2 separate regions of the Homo sapiens genome follow, and region 2 is linked to region 1. A link is an interaction called in ENCODE POLR2A ChIA-PET data of the cell type or tissue named here. Cell type or tissue: PC-3. All regions are shown on one strand. Each heading gives the region's core, and the rest is flanking DNA. Links, peaks and the distances in the headings are about the cores only. Region 1 overlaps SEMA3F (semaphorin 3F). Region 2 holds the start of LSMEM2 (leucine rich single-pass membrane protein 2).

Region 1 (10,763 bases), core at 1,734-9,733:
AAGCCCCAGCCCCAAGGATCTGCACCCCGCACCCGGTGGGCCCAGCGTGGGAGAGGCCGGGAGCAGCAGTGGGTACCTGTGCCCAGGAAAAGCACCTCATAGCGCCCGTCGGCTGCATCCACCTGGTCCACGGCAATAGTGGTAAGGCGGTAGGGAGCACCTGTGCGGACTACCAGGGGCCGCCGCTGCAGAGGGTACACGGCCTGGTACATGAGTGGGTGGCTGCGCATGAAGTTGATCACCTCATCAGGATAATCCTTGGTGGACTTCATAGATGGCGTGAAGGTTCCACCAGGGCACTGTGGACAGGTGGCGAGTGTCAGTCCCAGGCTGCCTGGGCAGGGCAGGCTGGAGCCATTAGCTTCAGAAGAGGCCGCTGCACTGTCTGTCCCCACTACCTCAACCTGCTCCTCTCCCCAAACCCGCTCTCCAAGTTTCTGCCCTGCACCTGACCTCTACAGGTCCTGCTCTGGCCAAGGTCCCAGGTGGCCAAATGCCACAGCCACCTCCCTGGCCTCAGGTGCCATGACCTCGTGGCAGCATTTGGCCAAGCGGACCACTCCCTTCCATGTCCCCCTCCCCACCCCTGTCATCTCCTTCCTCTCTGGTTGTTCCTAGGGTCTCACCCGTCTCCCTCCTGCACAGCTGGACTGCAGGCCCCGACGTCCTTGTCACACACCAGGCTCACTCTCCTCCTTCCTGAAGCTGTCCCCTGAACCTGGGCTCAGCCTGCCCCCCGTCATGGCCAGCTTACCTCTGGCCCATCCTTCTGACTCCAGGTTACCTCTGGAGGGAAGCTTCCCCTGTCCCCCACTGAGACCAGCTTCTCCAGCCCAGTCCTGACTACATGGAGTCAGAACTGCATTGGACCAGATCCGCTGCTCTCCTGCTTAGGCTCCCACATCAGCCGGTGTCACATCAAGATAAAGTGACATGCCTCTGTGACCTCTGAGACCCTGCCTGAGGCCTGGCCCTGCCCCTCCCCAGCTCTTTGCCTCCTGTTCCTCAGCTGAGCCAACCTCCAGCCTGCCTCCAGCACCTGCAGGGAAGACGCTTCCCCCCAACCTTCAGCTCCCAAACAGCCCCACAGAGGACCCTCTGAGGAGCAGCCGACCACGCCCAACCCACCATCTTTGTCCCAGAATCCCATCTGGGCTCCTCCACAGCTTGACACTGTGTGTGAAGGCCCGTCTGTGTGTGCATTACAGCTCACCGCCTCCGCTGGCTGGGAGGGCCATGATGGTGGGGCCCATGTTGCAAAGAGCCTGACCCAGAGGCCTCTTAGAAGAAGAGAAAGGGGAGAGGCAGGATGAGTGGGGTCCTTACCGTGCCCGGCCGTGGGTAGGGCATCTTCCCTGAGAAGGGCATCCACTGGTAGTTGGGCCCCTCTTTGTGGGCAAAGGGCCCGTTGAAGACCATGCGAATATCAGCCATGGAGTAGACACACACGGCAGAGCCTCGGAACACGGAGCTGTGGGCATGGCAGGCGCTGCTGAGCAGGACAGACCCTCCACCTAGGGCCCCTCCCCAAACTGCCCCCTCCCCACAGCTCGCCACCGGGCTGGGGTTCTCCACGAGTTACAATCCCCCAACGGGGCCACTCCCTGCCACTGCTGGCCCTGACCCCAGCCTCACCCAGAGGAGGTAAAGACAGCGTAAATGACAGGGTTCCTCACGTCCTGGGTCTGCTGGACAAACACGTCCTCTGGGGACAGAGGGAGAAGGTGTTGGAGGGTGCCATGGGCGGGAGCCCCTGGGCCCCACCCACTCCTGCACAGGGGAGGGGGCCCACCAAAGGCACCCTGATCGCCCATCCCGCCTCTATCCCTCTTGCTGTAGCCAGAGCACCCTGCCTGCCTGCTGGGCACTCACGGAGCTCATCAAAGTGAGTCTCAATGCCATCCTCGCCCGGGACAGAGCAGACGAGCCGCGCCTTCAGGAATGTGCTCCACTTGTTGACCAGGCAACAGTGACCACCGTCATCGTTCTGGGGGGTGGGGCAAGAGGCCGGGTCAGATCAGCTCTTGACCCCAAGCCCTGGCTGGAGCAGGGCTGATGAAGCCAGAACTGGTGGAAGGGGCAGCCTGGTGGCTCTGCCAATGCATACCAGGCAAATGCGCCCGATGCGGGCGTACACCGCGGGGCTCTGCGGCGCCTCTGCCGACCGCTCACGGAAGAAGAAGTAAAGCTTATCATCATTGCGCTCCGCACTGTCAGGAATGAGCTCAGCATGGATGAACGACGGGTCTGCAGGTGGCAGGGGTCAGCTGGGTGAGCCCCTACTCTGATGGTGCCCCTGATGTTCTCCAACAGAATCCCCAGCCAGGTGCAAGAACACCCCCAACTCCTCTCCAGATAAGAAACTACCCCTGCCCCAGGTAGTCATAGGCTAAACATGTCCCCACTTCCCCCACATGTGCTTCTTTACGACCTCCTTGCCGCATCCCAGACACATGGCCACGGAAGGGCTCCTGGGGCTGCGCTTACCGTTCAGCCACCGGGAGTTGTACTGATCCGTGCGCATGGCTGTCTGCTTTCCAAGTGTGCGGAAGATGGCTGCATCAGTGCCCATAAAATCGATGTACACACCAGCATAGAGCTCCTCATCTGTGGGTAGGCCAGTGGGTCAGTTGGGGGGCTGCTGTTTGCTAGGGCCAGGGCACAGCTCAGATGACTTCCAGGGCAGGGCCTTATCTCCCCGCTCAGGCTCCCTGGGGCATGATCCTATCTCCAGTGGAGTGCTGGTCAGTGTTTCACCACTGGCTCTGGGAGGGTTGGGATTAGTAACTATCAGCTCTGATTAGTAGCAATAGCCCATTTCTGTGGTGTGAATACTCCTGCCACAACTAATTTCAAGCTACCAACCTGAGGTCACTGAAAGCAAAATCAGGAAGAGCTGCCAACACCACTGTACAGTATTTCTACCCCACAGACACAACAAATGTAAATCACCTCAAGAGCATAGCTAATAGACCAGCTGCAGTGGCTCATGCCTATAATCCCAGCACTTTGGGAGGCCCAGGTGGGTGGATCATTTGAGGGCAGGAGCTGGAAGCCAGCCTGGCCAAGATGGTGAAACCCTACCTATACTAAAATACAGAAATTTTCTGGGCATGGTGGCAGGTGCCTGTAATCCCAGCTACACGGGAGGCTGAGGCAGGAGAATTGCTTGAACCAGGGAGGCGGAGGTTGCAGTGAGCGAGATCATGCCACTGCACTCCAGCCTGGGCAACAGAGCAAGGCTCCATCTTAAAAAAAAAAAAAGAGGCCGGGCATGGTGGCTTATGCCTCCTGTAATCCCAGCACTTTGGGAGGCCAAGGCTGGCAGATCATGAGGTCAAGAGATCGAGACCATCCTGGCCAATGTGGTGAAACCCTGTTTCTACTAAAAATACAAAAAAATTAGCTGAGCGTGGTGGTGCACGCATGTAGTCCCAGCTACTCAGGAGGCTGAGGCAGGAAGATCCCTTAAACCTGGGAGGCGGAAGTTGTAGTGAGCCGAGATCGCACCACTGCACTCCAGCCTGGTGACACAGTGAGACAACCGTCTCAAAAAGCAGGAACAAAAATAAAAAAAAAAAACACAAAAAAACAAAAAAAGAGCATAGCTAACAATAAAGTGTAGTGAAAGAATTAGGAAGCATATGCACACCTCAGTTTACTGGGCTTTGTGCACTGCAAATACTGCATTTTTTACAGAAGGAAGGTTTGTGGCAACCCTGTGTCAAGCAAGTCTGTTAGCACCATTTTTTCAACAGCATATGCTTACTTTGTGTCTCTGTGTCTGTGTCACAGTTTGGTAATTCTTCTTTTTTTTTTTTTTTGAGATGGAGTCTTGCTCTGTCACCCAGGCTAGAGTGCAGTGGCACCATCTCAGCTCACTACAACCTCCACCTCCCAGGCTCAAGCAACTCTCTTGCCTCAGCCTCCCAAGTAGCTGGGACTACAGGTGCCCACCACTACATCTGGCTAATTTTTGTATTTTTAGTAGAGACGGGGTTTCACCATGTTGGCCAGGCTGGTCTCGAACTCCTGACCTCAGGTGATCCACCTGCCTCGGCCTCCCAAAGGGCTGGGATTACAGGCATGAGCCACCGCGCCTTGCCTACATTTTGGTGATTCTTGCAATATTTCAAACTGTCTGTTATGGTGATCTGTGATCAGTGATCTTTGATGTTACTATTGCAATTATTTCGGGGCACCGTGAACCTCACCCATATAAAACAGTGAACTTAATCGATAAATGCTGTGTGTGTTCTGACTGCTCCACTTACTGGCCATTCTCCCATCTCTCTCCCTCTTCTTGGGCCTCTCCATTCTCTGGGACACAGCAATATTAAAATTAGATCAATTAATAATCCCACAATGGCCTCTAAGTGTTCAAGTGAAAGGAAGAGTCATATTATCTCTCACTTTAAGTCAAAAGCTAGAAATGGGCCAGGTGCAGTGGCTCATGCCTGTAATCCTAGCACTTTGGGAGGCTGAGGCAGGGGATCACTTGAGGTCAGGAGACCAGCCTGGCCAACATGGCATAACCCACTTCTACTAAAAATATAAAAATTAGCCAGAGGTGGTGGTGGGCGCCTATGATCCCAGCTACTTGGGAGGCTGCGGCAGGAAAATCACTTGAACCGGGGAGCAGGGAGTCGGGGGGTGGAGGTTGCAGTGAGCCAAGATCATGCCACTTCACTCTAGCCTGGGGGACAGAGTGTAACTCTGTCAAAAAATAAACAAACAAATAAAAAAAAACAAAAAAGCTAGAAATGATTAAGCTTAGTACGGAAAGCATGTTGAAAGCTGAGATAGGTCCCAAACTAGGCTGCTAGCACTAGTTAGCCAAGTTGTGAATGCAAAGGAAAAGTTCTTGAAGGAAATTAGAAGGGCTATTCCAGTAAACACACAAATGATAAGAAAGTGAAACAGCCTTATCACTGATATGGTGAAAGTTTTACTGGTTTACGTGGAAGATCAAACCAGCCACAACATTCCTTTAAGCCAAAGTCTAATCCAGAGCAAAGCCCTAACTGTCTTCAATTCTATGAAGGCTGAGAGAAGAGAGGAAGCTGGAGAAGAAAGGTTTGAAACCAGCGGAGGCTGGTTCATGAGGTTTAAGGAAAGCAGCCATCTCCAAAACATAAACATGCAAGGTGAAGTAGCAAGTGCTGATGGAGAAGCTGCAGCAAGTTTTCCAGAAGATTTAGATAAGATCATGGATGAAGGGAGCTACACTAAACACGATTTTCAATGCAGATAAAACAGCCTTCTGGCCAGGGCCAGTGGCTTACACCTCTTATCCCAGCATTTTGGGAGGCGGAGGTGGGAGGAACACTTTAGGTCAGGAGTTCAAGACCAGCCTGGTCAACATGGCGAGACGCTTTCTCTACTAATAATACAAAAATTAGCCGGGCATGGTGGCATGCGCCTGTAATCCCAGCTACTTGGGAGGCTGAGGCAGGAGAATCGCTTGAACCCAGGAGGCAGGGGTTGTGGTAAGCCAAGATGGTGCCACTGCACTCCAGCCTGGGAAATACGGCAAGACTCCATCTCAAAAAAAAAAAAAAAGAAAGAAAGAAACAGCCTTCTCGTGGAAGAACATGCCATCTAGGATTTTCACGGCTATCAAGGAGAAATCAATTCCTGGCTTCAAAGCTTCGAACGACAGTCAGACTCTCTTATTAGGGGCTAATGCAGCTGGTTACTTTAAGTTGAAGCCAGTGCTCATTTACCATTCCAAGAACCCTAGGGCCCTTAAGAATTATGTGAAATAGGGGTGGGCGTGGTGGCTCACGCCTGTAATCCCAGCACTTTGGGAGGCCAAGACAGGTGGATCACGAGGTCAGGAGATCGAGACCATCCTGGCTAACACGGTGAAACCCCGGTCTCTACTAAAAATTAGCTGGGTATGGTGGCGGGTGCCTGTAGTCCCAGCTACTCAGGAGGCTGAGGCAGGAGAGTGGCGTGAACCCGGGAGGCGGAACTTGCAGTGAGCTGAAATCACACCACTGCACTCCAGCCTGGGCGACAGAGCGAGACTCCATCTCAAAAAAAAAAAAAAAAAAAAGAAAAAGAATTTTGCAAAATCTACTCTGCCTGAGCTCTATAAATAACAACAAAGCCTGAATGACAGCACATCTGCTTACAGCATGGTTTACCGATTTTTTTTTTTTTTGAGCCAGAGTCTCGCTCAGTTGCCCAGGCTGGAGTGCAGTGGTGCGATCTCAGCTCACTGCAACTTCCACCTCCCAGGTTCAAGCTATTCTTCTGCCTTAGCCTCCCAAGTAGCTGGGATTACAGGTGCACACCACCACACCTGGCTAATTTTTGTATTTTTAGTAGAGACAGAGTTTCACCCATGTTGGCCAGCCTGGTCTCGAACTCCTGACCTCAAGTGATCCACCCGCCTCAGCCTCCCAAAGTCCTAGGATTACAGGCATGAGCCACTGTGCCTGGCCGGTTTTCTGAATATTTTAAACCCACTGCTCAGAAAAAAAGATTCCTTTCAAAATATTACTGCTTATTGGTCTTGGTCTCCATCAGAGCTCTGATGGAGGTGTGCAAGGAGACAAATGTTGTTTTCATGCCTGCTAACACAACATCCATTCTGCAGCCCATAGATCAATTTCAATTTTCAAGTCTTTTCTTTTTTTTTGAAATGGAGTCTCACTCTGTTGCCCAGGCTGGAGTGCAGTGGCACGATCTCAGCTCACTGCAACCTCCACCTCCCAGGTTCAAGTGATTCTCCTGCCTCAGCCTCCCTAGTAGCTGGGATTACAGGCACCTGCCACCACGCCTGGCTAATTTTTGTATTTTTAGTAGAGACAAGGTTTCACCATGTTGGCCAGGGTGGTCTCGAGCTCCTGATCTCAGGTGATCCGCCCGCCTCCGTCTCCCAAAGTGCTGGAATTATAGGTGTGAGCCACCGCACCCGGCTAGTTTTGAGTGTTTGTTACTTTTTATTGTTGTTACCTTTGTTTTAATGTTTAATCGTAAACTTATATAATTTAAAAAATGTTTTTTATTTTTTATTTTTTAGTAGAGACAGGGTTTCACCATGTTGTCCAGGCTGGTCTCAAACTCCTGACCTCAAATGATACACTCCCCTCAGCCTCCCAAAGTGCTGGGATTATAGGTGTGAGCCACTGAGCCTGGCCTTAACTTTTAATAATAGTTGTCTTTAACAACTGGCTCAAAAAATTCCTGAAAATTTAATAATGTACTTGCCTCTAACATACCACATCTGAGGCTCCCCCAGGGCAGGCCCTGTCTTTCCTCATCAGAGTGATTTGGGCTGTGCCATCAGGCTGGGACCTTCTCACTTGCCAAGAGGGGGAGGATAATGTCTGCCCCTTGACCCCAGGGCCTTTCCCAGGCTTGGAGGTGGCACAGTGCCCAACAGCTGCTCTGAGAGGCAGACTGTGTTGAACAATCAGAAAACAGGCAGCGTGCATGAGCCAGGGTCAGTGATGGGTTCACCCAACCTGCAGTTAGGGGCAGCAGCTGCTCCTGAGACCCCGGCAGGACCCCTACTCAGAGAACAGCCCCCAACCCTCCCAGACACCTACCCAGACCAGGAACATGCTCTCCCCGTCTGGTCACAGGGCCGGAACTCTCCATTGGTCCTTCGCTACAGGGCTCTCCCAGCCTCTCAGACACACCAAGAACATGCTATGGGACTGCCCCTCAGACCAGCCCCGATACGCACTCGGCTTATCTTCTCTTCTAGGAAGCCTATGGTCAGGAGGGTTCTGGACTTTGCATGGACCACATTGTGTGTTTCAGGGTAGGACCTGGCTTCCTTGGTCCCCCATCCAAAGGGGCCAGGCGGAGGCTTCTACCACCCAGTCTCTGACCTCAGCTCACAGTGGGGTCTGGCCTGCACCCTCTCCCCCTTGCCAGGTGGGGCCTTTTGGGGAGTTCAGGGACAGCCTAGTCATGGTCTCTGCCCTTGGGTAAGTGTTGGTGCCATGCCCCATCTCCAGGGGCAGAGGCCACACATTGAGACTGTAGAGCGGGGTTGGGGGGCACTCACTGATGAGGGCCGATGCTGTGTCCAGCTTGGGATCGTACGGACACTTGCCCTTCCCTGACTCGAGTCGCTCAGGCTCCAGGTAGAAGATGTAATCCTGTAAGGCAGAGCGGGGCTCAGCATCGTCCAGGCCAGTCCCCCAGCCAGGAAGTGTAAGGGTCACCAGGCTCCCAGGGTGAGAATGAGCCCCCAGGCATACCCCGAGCCCACCCCCTACACTCCCCAGCATTCCTTGGCCTTAAACTCCATCCAGCCAGGTCTCCCAGGGCAGGGCCATGCTGTGGGCTCCAAGGGGGGTGCTTCCTAGTCCCAGGTCTTAGGGAAGACCTGGGGACCAAGTCTCAAGGGGCCCTGCCTTGTGGGCTATGAGATGGACATGGAGTGGGCTTGTAGGGGCTGAAGCCCCTCCATGCCAACTGGCTCATAAAGACACTGGCCAAGGCCCCCTGGGCTACAGAGGCACAGCTCTTTGCTGTGGCTGCCTGTCTTGGGTCAAGAAAGCGCTGCAGACCTGGCCAGGGCAGGAGTGACTGGTTAAGGGCCTGGGGTCCTGTCCTTTGCCATCAGGTCTAGCCAGGCCAGAGAGCTCTAAGGTTACTGTATCCTCAGGCTTTGTGTCCTACCTGTGGTCCTCAGGATGGACCAATGGGCCATGACCTTTCTCCTGTCCCTCAGCACAGCCCCCAGGCTCCACATCTCCCCAGGGAGCCAGGAGTCAAGGAGTCCAGCCCAGACCACATGGAATTCACAAAGCCCCCTGTGCCTCCCAGCCCAGCCTGCAAGATGCTAGGAAGGCTGGAAAAGGCACTGGGACAGGGGTGAGCACAGAGGCCACAAGAGAAAGCCAGGCAGAGGGAAGGAAAGGGGCAAGGAGAGAGGAACAGAGGCAGGAGGAGGTGGCAGCAGGTGGCAGGATGGCGATGGGAAGGTGCACACAGGCCTACTTCCAGCTACACACTGCACACGTGACTTCCTGCACACACAAGGGTGCACACACAGCTCTGAACATATCACCGCCAGCACACGGAACCGCCTGCTCACACCATGGACACACACACACAGAATCCACACGATCCTGCATTTCTGCACTCCCCACCACAAACATGCTCTGTCATTCACCGGCAGCCCCTGCCCCCCTGCCCGCCCCTGCCCAGCCCCAGCTCTCCCAGCCCAGACCCAGGTCATCACTAGTGGACAGATACCACACGGGAGAAGAGCGCCCCAAGCACATGAGTGTGCAGGACACCTGTGTCCACAGATGACTCATGGGAGGCATGGGGCACGAACACCTGGGAGTAAGGTGTCAGACTGCACTCATGTGCCACTTTCCACTCTGGGTGCTGAGTGAGGAAGGCCCACATCCACACCGGTGTGTGCTCTTGTGTGTCTACACACATGCTTTCTGAGGGCTAAGGCATGGCTGTCCCCAGGGCTCCTGTCTTCCCCACCTGGCGGCTTCATTATTTCTTGCCTGCAGGGGTCACACTGAGGCTGACATGAGTCCAGCTGGGCATGCCTTCTGAGCCTGAGGGCTCTTCAGGGGAAGGGGTGGGGACAGGGTGTGGGCACAGAGGTAGAGGGGAGGCCCTGGGGAGGCTGGCCTCAGGTGCAGGCCCAGGGTGAGTTCCGCTCAGAGGCAGTGCTGCCTGGCAAAGGCCTGGAGGGATGAGGCCCACCTGGCGTGGGGCTGTGGGCATCGGGCGGAGGGCACCATCCGTGGCTCTGCTGCCGCGGCCTCTGACCGCCTGAGTCTGGGTCCATGGTGTGGCCTGAGAAGACGAGGAACAGGGGTTAGAGCTGGGGGTGGCAGGGGCTGGGGGAGCGGGCTCGGGCTGCCAGCCTCTAACACCACACAGGCCAGGAACACACGTGAACACGTGGGCCCCCCAGAGCACGTCTATGCGTGTGTACATACATACACACAGGCTTGGCACACACCTGCACACACAGGTGCCCCTCAGATCCAGTCATTCTCACACATGCCCTACAAGTTCACGCCAGCTCACACACATGCCCACATGGAAATGGAAAAGGGTGGAAGCAGGCAGGAAGGGGCAGAGCTGGGGAAGGGGCAGCTCCCCACAACCCTGGCCCTGGGGGTGGAAGGCAGCTCTCCCCCAGGCCACATGGTAGAAGCTGACCCAGGGGTCCAGCCTCCTATTGCAAGGCCCCCACCAGGCCCTCTGGCTCGGCCGTCGGGGCACGGTCCACAGGCATAGCCAAGAGAGCTGTTGCCACATATGGAGCAAGTGCTTACTATGTGCCAGGCACAGTGCTAGGAGCTTTGGGAGCTTTAGCTCACTGCCTCCTCCTCACACCGACCTGTGAGAAAGGCAGCGGTTAGCCCCATTTTCAAGTGAAGAAACTGAGGCTCAGCGAGGTGAAAGAAGTCACTCACCCAAGGTCAAAAGGCTCGGAAGTGGCAGGGCTGGGGCTGAAGCCCCTCCTCCCATCAGGACCCTGGGATGCAGCCACCAGCGGGGGCAGCACAGGGCCAGGGTGGCTGGGGCTTACCTGGGCGCGGCGTCCGCGGTTCACATAGGTGCACATGGGGTTGTAGGCACCTGTCCCGCACACATACAGGTGTGTTCGGTTCCAGGGCTGGATGAGCCTGACGAAGTTCCCACACTCGCCCTGGGGCCACAGGGAAGGCTGCATAGGTGCCCTGGCCAGGCCTGCCCCCTCACTGGGGGCAGTACCTTCCCACCTGTGGATTCCCCCTTCCCACCTGTGGATC
Region 2 (10,763 bases), core at 1,685-9,684, 98 kb before region 1:
CTTGTCCTCCCAAAGTGCTGGGTTTACAGGCATGAGCCACCGTACCTGGCCAATATTTAATTATATTTTCTTCTAGTTGTTCTTTAACTTGATGTCTAAAAATCCTGGTCCAGATGCCAAGAGCTCCAGATACCCACCTGGAAGCTGATAACAGTAGGGAAGAGCATTGAGGGGACACCTCCAGATAGGAGCAAGGGTGGCCTTGCACTCTGGGACTGTCATTCTCAGGACAGTAACTCAACCTCCATGATTTACTTGAAACTGCCTCTTGACGTGCTCAAAAGCAAGTACAACAAAAACAAGCAAGTGCTGCCAGTCATTATGTCTGGGTGGTGGGTTGAAGGTCATATTAAATTCTCTCTTTGGGCCGGGCACTGTGGCTCATGCCTGTAATCCCAGCACTTTGGGAGGCCAAGGCAGGAGGATCATTTGAGTCTAAGAGTTTGAAACCAGCCAGGGCAACGTAGGGAGACCCCATCTCTACAAAAAAATCAAAGATTAGGGCCGGGCATGGTGGCTCACACCTGTAATCCCAGCACTTTGGGAGGCTGAGGTGGGCGGATCACGAGGTCAGGAGTTCAAGATCAGCCTGGTCAACATGGTGAAACCCCATCTGTACTAAAAATACAAAAAATTAGCCGGGCATGGTGATGGGCGCCTGTAGTCCCAGCTACTCAGGAGGCTGAAGGCAGGAGAATAGCTTGAACCCAGGAGGCGGAGCTTGCAGTGATCCAAGCTCAAGCCACTGCACTCCAGCCTGGGCGACAGAGCTAGACCTCGTCTCAAAAAACAAAAAAGTAATTAAAGATTAGTTTGGTGTGGTGGCATGCTTCTGTGGTCCCAGCTTCTCAGGAGGCTGAGGTGGGAGGGTTGCTTGAGTCCAGGAAGTCAAGGCTGCAGTGAGCTGTGATCATGCCATTGTACTCCAGCCTGGGCAACAGAGTGAGACCCTATCTCCAAAAAAAAAAAAAAAAAAAAAAAAATTCCCTGCTGCCGGGCGCAGTGGCTCACACCTATAATCCCAGCACTTTGGGAGGCCAAGGCAAGTGGATCACAAGGTCAGGAGTTTGAGACCAGCCTGGCCAATATGGTGAAACCCCGTCTCTACCAAAAATATTTAAAAATTAGCCAGGTATGGTGGCAGGCGCCTGTAGTCCCAGCTACTTGGGAGGCTGAGACAGGAGAATCACTTGAACCTGGGAGGCAGAGGTTGCAGTGAGCAGAGATCGTGCCACTGCACTCCACCCGGGGCGACAGAGCAAGACTCCGTCTCAGAAAAAAAAAAAAAAAAAAGGGCCGGGCGCAGTGGCCCATGCCTGTAATCCCAGCACTTTGGAAGGCCGAGGTGGGCAGGTCACGAGGTCAGGAGATCGAGACCATCCTGGCTAACACAGTGAAACCCCGTCTCTACTAAAAAATTCAAAACAAAAATTAGCTGGGCATGGTGGCTGGCGCCTGTAGTCCCAGCTACTCGGGAGGCTGAGGCAGGAGAATGGCATGAACCCGGGAGGCAGAGCTTGCAATGAGCCAAGATCGTGCCACTGCACTCCAGCCTGGGCGACAGAGCAAGACTCTGTCTCAAAAAAAAAAAAAAATTTCCCTCTTTGTACTTTGTTGTGCTTTTCTCACACTTTCTAAATTGAATGTGAATTGTTTATTACAGGAAAAACACACAGTAAATGTTATTGTTAAGATCCCAAAAGAGGGTAGGCACAGTGGCTTATGCCTCTAATCCCAGCACTTTGAAAGGCCAAGGTGGCTGGCCGGGCGCGGTAGCTCACACCTGTAATCCCAGCACTTTGGGAGGCCGAAGTGGGTGGATCACGAGGTCAGAAGATCGAGACCATGCCGGCTAACACAGTGAAACCCCATCTCTACTAAAAATACAAAAAATTAGCCAGGCGTAGTGGCGGGCTCCTGTAGTCCCAGCTACTCAGGAGGCTGAGGCAGGAGAATGGCGTGAACCCGGAAGGCGGAGCTTGCAGTGAGCTGAGATCGCGCCACTGCACTCCAGCCTGGGCGACAGAGCGAGACTCCATCTCAAAAAAAAAAAAAAAAGAAAAGAAAGGCCAAGGTGGGAGGATTGGATTGGTTGAGGCCAGGAGTTCAAGACCAGGGAGACCCTTCTCTACACACACACATGCATGAAAGTAAACATTTCCCCCTACCAGGGGCAAGGCCCCTCTCCTGCAATGTTGAAAATGTTGGCAGTGGCTCACGCCTGTAATCCCAACAATTTGGGAGGCCAAGGTGGGTGGATCACCTGAGGTCAGGAGTTTGAGACCAGCCTGGCCAACACGGTGAAACCTTGTCTCTACTAAAAATACAAAAATTAGCCGGGCATGGTAGCACATGCCTGTAATCCCAGCTACTTGGGAGCCTGAGACAGGAGAATAGCTTGAATCTGGGAGGCAGAGGTTGCAGTGAGCCGAGACCGCACCACTGCACTCCAGCCTGGGTGACAAAAAAAAAAAAAGTTGAGGCCAGGCGCGGTGGCTCACCCCTGTAATCCCAACACTTTGGGAGGCTGAGGTGGGTGGCTTACGAGGTCAGGAGTTCAAGACCAGCCTGGCCAAGATGGTGAACCCCCGTCTCTACTAAAAATACAAAAATTAGCTAGGCATGGTGGCAGGCGCCTGTAATCCCAGCTACTTGGGAGGCTGAGGCAGAGAATTGCTTGAATCTGGGAGGCGGAGGTTGCAGTGAGCCGAGATCACGCCACTGTACTCCGGCCTGGGTGACAGAGCGAGATTCCATCTCAAAAAAAAAAAAAAAGTTGAAAATGTGATAAGAGGAGCTTGCTAGCTGGGCCATGCTCTGTCATGGGCCATAACATGGAGCCATGGAGCAGACAGTCCTACGTCCTGGCCAGTACTGGACCTGTAGCTTCCTAGATTCCTGCTGCCCTGGCCCCTCTGAGCATCAGTACTTCTTATATGCAGTGGTGCAGTTAGGTGAGTGGCCACCAAGCTCTTGACTAGCTGAGTCTCTGTCTGACCAGGCCAAGGGACCCCCAACCCTAGGCAGTTGGGGATATTTAGACCCAAGTCAGGGGAGGCCAGAGGCCTAACTACTTTTCAGTCCATGGGACAGGTACCCAAATGCTTTCTGGAACCACTACCCACCCCAATCCCAGCTTCCTTCCTTAAGAGCTGAACCGGCCAGGCAGCTGACCGGATGCCCACACCCACCTGAGCACAGCCTGTAGTTGACCCACTCCTAACTGGGTAGCTTCTCCCATCCCTCCTTGATGTCCCCAGCAGGGGAAACTGAAGCAGGGCCTGAGGTGACAAGGGGCTCCAGGCATGGCAGGCTTTTCCTCCCTGCACAGGGGGCAGGTCCTTTTACTGGAGCTGGAGCATGAAAATGGGTAACTAACTACTCAAGACAGTGAGGTCAGTGGGACAGAGGGTGGGTCTCTCCATGGTCCACAAGGTCACAGGACTGAGGCCTTGCCCTCCCTCATGGTCACCCTCTCCTACCTTCTTGGGTCTCCTCAGGCATGGCAAGCAGTGGGCAGTCGGGGGCCAATGATGGCATCCAGTAGCAGGACTGGACAAATGCAGCAGTGGCTCCTTTGTGAGCCCAGGGAAGGCCTGGCTGCCTCCCAGCCTTGGCCTAAAATAGGCCTGAGCTCAGCCCACTGGGCTATATTTAGAGGGGGCAGCCCTCAGCCATGGGAAGGGGCAGAGTGATCCACGTGGGCCAGCCTGAACTATCTACCTGGTGAGGGAGCCAGCCAGGAGCCTGCCTCCACTAGTCCAGGTGCCCAGGGACCTTCAAGGGGAAGCACACCTCCCCCATACATCCAGAATGGCCACTCCAGGCTCAGCAAGGCCCCATGTGGCAGCCAAGACAGACAAAGGAAGCCTGTGCATCTCTATTTGGCCACCCCTCTACCCCTGCAGACTCCTACCCACAGCCCAGTCATCTCTCCTCCCAGCAAACACAGCAGCCTCCACTGCATGACCTGCTAGCACACAATGCTATTGTTGTGTGTGTCTTATAGAGGGTGATGGACAACTGAATCCCAATGCCATGAGGGCTCTGATAGCTTCACAAGTGGGCAGATACACCAACAGCACCCATGCTGGCCAGTGGGTGGACCTAGGTTGGAGGCTGGTTCATTTGTTACTAAGCTTGCAACCTTAGGTAAAGGGTCTCCCCTCTCTGAACTCAGTTTGCTCATGTGTAAAGTCGGAATAACAGTGGCTCCTCCCTGGCAGTGTACACTGAGAACAACATCTGGAGCATTTAGCACAATCCACGGTTTTGGTCTTCCCCTGCTCCCATCTCCACAAGGGCAGACAGGTCCCATAAGGTTGTGTAAGGATGCGCATCACTGCTTACCTTGAAAGGAGGAGGTGGTCCAGCTTCCAGCTTTCCCTCTGTGGTTGGATCCCTGTGCCCTTCCTTCCCAGTGGGGGCAAAGCAAGACTGTGGGCTCTACTTCCTACACACCTCAAACCTGTCACTCCGTTGTCTCACACTGGCCTCCCTGATGTTCCTCAAAGTCAACAAGCTTGTTACCACCTCAGGGGCTTGGTGGTGGCTGTTCCCTCCTGGAATGCTCTGCTCCCAGATAGCCCTGTGGCCAGCCCCGTCTTGTCAGCGAACTCAAATGCCACCCCTTCAGTGAGGCCTTCTGTGTACATTCTTTTCCACATCACCCAGTTTTCTTTTCTTTGAGACAGAGTCTCGCTCTGTTGCCCAGGCTGGAGTGCAGTGGGGCGATCTCGGCTCACTGCAACCTCTGCCTCCCTGGTTCAAGCAATTATCTTACCTCAGCCTCCTGAGTAGCTGGGATTAAAGGCGCGTGCCATCACACCCACCTAAGTTTTGTATTTTTAGTAGAGACAGGGTTTCACCATGTTGGTCAGGCTGGTCTTGAACTCCTGACTTCATGATCCGACTGCTTCGGCCTCCCAAAATGCTGGGATTACAGGCGTGAGCCACTGCGCCCGGTCCAGTTTTATTTTCTTCCTAGCACTTAGTCCTGAAGTTATATTATGCACAATGTACCCTGCGTGTCACTATTCCCAAAGGCCCTACAGAACCTGTTCAGTCACGCGGAACCACCTTTTTTTTTTTTTTTTTTTTTTTTTTTGGAGTCTCGCTCTGTCGCCCAGGCTGGAGTGCAGCGGCGAGATCTAGGCTCATTGCAACCTCCACCTCCCAGGTTCAAGCAATTCTCCTGCCTCAGCCTCCTGAGTAGCTAGGATTACAGGCGCCCGCCACCACGCCCGACTAATTTTTTGTATTTTTAGTACAGACGGGGTTTCACCGTGTTAGCCGGGATGGTTTCCATCTCCTGACCTCGTGATCCGTCCGCCTGGGCCTCCGAAAGTGTTGGGATTACAGGCGTGAGCCACCGCGCCTGGCCGGAACCACCTTTAATCCTCACCAGGCAACCTTGGACAGGAGAAACTCGGGCCCTGACACCGCTAGTAAGGTGCCCAAGACCACATAGCAAGGCCGAGGACTGGGGTTTTCTGCTGGGGCCATTCCAGCTTTGGCTGATAATGCGTTTATTGCGTTACTTTAGTACAGTCGGCCTGCCTCGCCCCACCTCCAGCAGCCCAGCCTGTTCACAGCTTTCTGCTCACTGCTCACTACCCAAGGAGGTGGGGTCTGTCTCCCAGGGTGGGCACTCCAGGCACCTCCTCGGCCCTGGTCGTTGCTCTGGAGCTCGGCTTCCCCGTCCCTTCCCTCCGGCTGAATCCTGCGCCCGACCTGTGCCGCCCTCCCGGGGCTGCTACATTCAAGGGTTATCCTGTTAATAAATAAGCCCGCGCAGCTGCCCTCAGCCAGGGCCTGTCGGTTGGTGTCTCCATCGGCCGGTGACCCCCAATGTGCCCGGCCCCAACCCGTCCTTCTTTTCAGGGTCTGTCTGGCTCCTCTCTCGCCTGTCGTCTCCTGCTTGGTTCCCGGCGTGGGGACAGTCTGGTCACCAGTGCGTTGCGCTGCGCGGCCCCCGCTCAGCGCGAGGCTCAGGGGCGTGGGTCCTCCGGTTACGGCCCTTTCTCCGCGACTCCAGGGGCAGTGACTGCAGCGCAGGCTGCGGGCGGCACATGCGCAGGGAGTTCGCGCTGCCACCTCCGCCCGGCTCCACCAGCTGCAGAAAGTCCCGGTACCAGAGTTTGGGGCCCGGCGGCGCGGCGGGCGCAGCCTCCTCGGCCCGCGCCAGTCGTTCGGCCTGCGTAGCACTCAACACGTGCAGCGACAGGCGACGCAGCGGTTGCGTAAAGCCCTGCTCGACGGCGGCGCACAAGTACACGCCCGAGTCCCGGCGCCGCAGCCTGCGCAGCAGTAGTCCCCGGGCGGTGCGCTCGGTGCGCTCCTCTGCCAGCACCTGCGGGCAGAGGGCAGCGTGAGGCGGGGGTGTCGGGCCGGGAACAGGGCTTCCGGGCCCTAGCACGCGACGGAAGAAGCAAAGAGTCATTGGGAGCCGAGGTGGAGCGGGAAAGGGGTGCCCGCAGGCGCACATTTTAAGGCTGAGTGTTTGGGAGCTGGTGGTCTTCAAGGGAGAATCCGAAAGAGGCGGGGTTTACATGAACTTGGTGGGGGGTGGTCAGGGACCTTAATGGGAGGGTCGAGGGCGGGTCTTCTCCTTGATTCAGGGGAGGCGGGTCGGGAGCCCCGTTGGACGCAATGGGGCCTCAGCAGCTTGTGGAGTGCAGGTGAGGGACCAAACTGGACAGGGCGGGGAGTGGGTCTGGTTGGACGGGGCTTCGTTGGGTAGGGCGGGGCCTCTCCTGGATGCAGGGGGTGGGACAGGAGCCTGGCGGGGAGGGCGGAGTAAGGCTCACCTGGGTGTGGGCTGTCACCCCTGCGCGCTGGAAAGTCCACTCCACGCGCGCCTGCAGCGAGCGGGGCTCACACTCCAGAAAGGCGCTGCTGCCCTCCACGCCGAACACCTTGTGTTCCAGCAGCGCGGGACGAGACGAGTCTTGGGGCGAGAAGAAAGTCAGATTTAGGCAAGGCAGGGCAGGTGGGGCGTCTTCTGGGGCTGAGGGTAGGGGCAGCTGGGGCACTCACCTCCGGAGCACAACGTGCTGGGGTCGCCATTCCTTACGTCTTGCCGCCGGAACCGCCTGTGGGGAACATCCGATCTTCTGTGAGCCCTTCTTTCAGCCCCGGGCAGTGAAAGACCCTTCGCCTCCCTCCCGGCGGCCCAACCCCGACCCCGCCCACCTCTTGGCACTGGGCTGGAAGCGCGTGCACGCGACCCCGTCCCAGGCGCAGTAGGGGTCACGCGCCAGACAGCATTCGGTGCAGACGCGGCCGTGGGCAGCGCAGCGGTGCAACGCGATCTGGGCCACCGCGCTCCGCGAGGCTACGTACAGCTGGTGCTAGGGGGCACGAGGGGCTCTGGGCTGACCGAGGGCGACCCCACGCCTGCCTCCCATCGGTCAGGGATCCCTTCTTCCACTCGACAGATGGGAACACTGAGGTCTTACGCCTCAGGTCACACAGTCTAACAAAGCCAGAGCCTGTACTCAAACCCGGGACTGCAAACTACCAAAAGGGGCCAGAGGCTTGGGACGCGCCAGGCACAAGCTCAGTCCATCCCACCCCGACCCCCATCCTGGTCACTCACCCTCTTGGAAGAAATTTGCATGCTGGTGACAGCGGCCGAGTCCTGAGAGGGAGGAGGGGCGACGGGGTCAGGGCTTAGTGGGGTGGGGGGGTCCCGGGCGACTGGGGGTGAGGCCTCACCTCAAACACGTGCAGCTCCTCCAGGAGCAGCCCCTCTGCGCTGGGCCTACTGCCCTTGGGGACCGAGATCACCTTCAGCACCGTGCCAACGTCTGCAGGGATGAGAAGGGGTAATGACCATTGGTGCTCCCGGACAGCTGGGGCTAGTGTCTCCTCGCCTTTGAGGCGTCTACCCTCAGCATGTTTGGGTTGTGAAGAGTGTGGACTGGAAGAGTGTGGGTTGGGCAGCATCCACAGGGTGGAGACACAGCCCAGGAAAGGATGTGGAGATGGGACTGAACAGGGAGAGCTTCCATCAGCAGCCCACAGGGCCTGGCTGGGAGCCTGGGGGTCGCTGTGGAGGGACCCTGACCTGTGCCAATGAAGAGGACGTCATAGTGTCCGTCAGCGGCTGCAACCCGGTCCGCGGCAATTTGAGTGAAGGTGTAATTGGCTCCAACTTGTAGGAAAAGAGGGCGCCCCCCAGTGGGCAGGACAGAGTTGTACATGAGGGGGTGGTTCCGCGCAAACTGGATGACATCGTCTGGGAAGTCCTTGGTGGAACTGAAGGTGCCAAAGGTCTTGCTGGGGCACTGGGGGTGGGGGAAAGGGAGGCACAGCAGGGATATAGATATGGGGGCTTGATAGGCAGCCCTCCATGCCCAGCCTCTGGGAACATGGAGGGGGATGGGGACAGAACCCTGCCCTGAGAATTAGAGAGGAGATCAGCCTTGCCCTAGGAAGTCAGAGGCGGGAAACAAGCCTTGTCTTATGATGGAAACGTTTTCCCACCCATAACTAAAGGAAGAAACCACATTCACCAAGAAGACCCCAGGCCAAGTTCTCAAACCCTTGAGGCTTTGAAGTGGGTTGTAGCAGAAGTCCCTGGGCTACGAACCATGCCTGGCCGCGGGTAGGGGACGCGACCCTGGTATGACACCCACTGGTGCATGGGCCCCTCCTTGTGTGCAAAGGGTCCCAAGAAGGCCCGGCGCACGTCGTTCATGCTGTACACGCACACCGCAGAGCCCTGGAAGATGCTGCTGGAGGCGAAGACCAGGGCGAGGTGAGGGGCCGGGTGGAGCCCAGCGGCCCGCCCCGGGCGCTCCCTACCTCCTGCCCCTCACCTGGACGTGGAGAAGACGGCATAGAGCAGCGGGGTCCGGTGGTCCCGCGAGGACAACAGAAACACATCCTCTGCGGGGAAGGGGCCTAGCTGGGGTAGGGCGCACAGCCCCGCTGCGGCGGGGGCTCCCGGAGTCTGCGCCGCTGCCCCCCTCCCCAACCCCATACCCACTCCCGCACTCACGGAGCTGATCGAAGTGGGTGTCGCCCTCGACGCCGGGCACCGAGCACACCAGCCGCGCCTTCAGGAACGTCGTCCACTTGTTGACCAGGCTGCGCTGGCCGCCCACGTCGTTCTGCCGGGACGATCAAAGGGGATGAGGGCGAGACCAGGGCAGGCAAAGGGGTAGGGGCAGGGTCGCCGGGTGTGGCCCAGGGACTCCTCACCCGGCAGATCTGGCCAACGCGGGACACGGACAGGCGTCCCAGTGCCGGCGCCGCCTCTACCGCCGTCTCACGAAAGAAGAAGTAGATTTTGTCGTCGTCTGGGTTCTCGCTCTCCGGGATCCAAAATACCTTGACAAACTTGGGCTCTGACCGCGGCAGGAGGCATGGGTCAGCGGGTCCTGGCCTTGCCTCCTGATGCGAGACCCACGCGCTGCTTCCCCTTCCCGTAGTGCGGGCACAGCACCCGGGATCACAGTGTCTGACCACCCAACCTCTAGCACCATGTCCAGTTGGCGCTCTGCGCGGACCGAATCCAAAGGATCAGGGCCTGCGAGGCAAGAAGCAGCCGCGAGGGGGCAGCAGAGACCGTGGCTACCTGGGGGCGCAGGCGTGAAGCCCGGCTAGCCTCCGATCTCGCCCCACACGTCGCCCAGCACCTTAGGCTGGGGTAGGAGGGAGATGAGGTAATCTGGTTTCACCTTCACTCATGAATCTTCCTCTCTAGCATAACCAGATGCTCCCCACTCCTGCTTCAAATCCTTCTGCTGGGTCCCATTGCTCTTTATTATTATTATTATTATTATTATTTGTTTATTTATTTATTTTTTGAGACAGTCTCGCTCTGTCGCCCAGGCTGGAGTGCTCGATCTCGGCTCACTGCAACCTCAGCCTCCCAAGTAGCTGAGATTACAGTCAGAGCCTACCACCACACCTGGCTTTTTTTTTTTTTTTTGAGACGAAGTCTCGCTCTATTGCCCAGGCTGGAATGCAGTGGCACAGTCTCCATTCACTGCAACCTCCGCCTCCTAGGTTCAAGCGATTCTCCTGCCTCAGCCTCCTGAGTAGCTGGGATTACAGATGCACACCATCATGCCGGACTAATTTTTGTATATTTAGTAGAGACGGGGTTACACCATGTTGGCCAGGCTGGTCTCAAATGCCTGAACTCAGGTGATCCGCCCGCCTCAGCCTCCCAAAGTGCTGGGATTACAGGTGCACACCACTGCACCCGGCCAATTTTTGTATTTTTTAGTAGAGACAGGGTTTCACCATGTTGGCCAGGCTAGTCTCAAACTCCTGGCCTCAAGCGATTTGCCTGCCTCCGCCTCCCAAAGTGCTGAGATTACAGGTGTGAGCCACTGTGCCCACCAGCCCATAGCCCTTATTTAATTTTTATTTGATTTAGAGACAGGGTCTGCTCTGTCCTGCAGTGGCAGCATCATGGCTCACTGCAGCCTCCAACTCCTGGGCTCAAGTGATCCTTCCATCTCAGCCTCCTGACTAGCCAGGACTACAGGTGTGTGCATGCCACTGCCCCCAGCTAATTTTATTTTATTTTTTGTCTTGCTTTGTAGCCCAGGCTGGTATGAAACTCCTGTCTTCAAGCAATCTGTCTGCCTCAGCCTCCCAAAGTGCTGGGATTACAGGTGCAAGCCATTGTGCCCAGCCCCCATGACTCTTAGAATAAATGACTCTGGCCCCTGACAGTCCAGGCCCCCTTTTCATTGCTAGCTCTGCAAGTCTATTCCTTTGCTTGTTCTTGCATCCAGGCC

Evidence for each region. Peaks named below come from ENCODE experiments on the same cell type or tissue, not always from the same donor. Only the 100,000 strongest peaks of a DNase experiment are listed, where the experiment ranks them.
Region 2: POLR2A ChIA-PET joins it to region 1 with 10 read pairs; 7 of 35 experiments call an interaction of 5 or more read pairs at or near these places.

What each region holds. Positions count from the first base shown.
Region 1 is chr3:50,174,128-50,184,890 of GRCh38, reverse strand. SEMA3F (semaphorin 3F) reads right to left here. Exons shown (of 19, transcript NM_004186.5): 5 at 10,541-10,660; 6 at 9,703-9,795; 7 at 8,030-8,123; 8 at 2,488-2,607; 9 at 2,108-2,247; 10 at 1,873-1,987; 11 at 1,636-1,705; 12 at 1,327-1,471; 13 at 77-299. Among named protein-coding and RNA genes, the nearest start is that of GNAT1, 12 kb to the left of the region's middle. In PC-3, for the core only: a CTCF peak has its summit at 9,498 (motif pointing right); no DNase peak of the experiment used is centred there.
Region 2 is chr3:50,271,891-50,282,653 of GRCh38, reverse strand. SEMA3B (semaphorin 3B) reads right to left here. Exons shown (of 17, transcript NM_001290060.2): 7 at 9,211-9,356; 8 at 9,008-9,119; 9 at 8,826-8,895; 10 at 8,597-8,741; 11 at 8,072-8,291; 12 at 7,720-7,811; 13 at 7,601-7,642; 14 at 7,195-7,352; 15 at 7,039-7,094; 16 at 6,810-6,949; 17 at 5,108-6,352. The coding sequence ends at 5,948. LSMEM2 (leucine rich single-pass membrane protein 2) reads right to left here and starts at 3,567. Exons shown (of 4, transcript NM_153215.3): 1 at 3,483-3,567. The coding sequence starts at 3,540. It overlaps MIR6872 (microRNA 6872), which reads right to left and starts at 9,418; the gene lies at 9,357-9,418. RefSeq lists enhancers at 8,778-9,301, 9,280-9,479. In PC-3, for the core only: CTCF peaks have their summits at 7,934, 8,149 (motif pointing left), 9,352 and 9,553 (motif pointing right); DNase peaks (open chromatin) are centred at 8,193 and 9,583; H3K4me3 peaks cover 578 bases.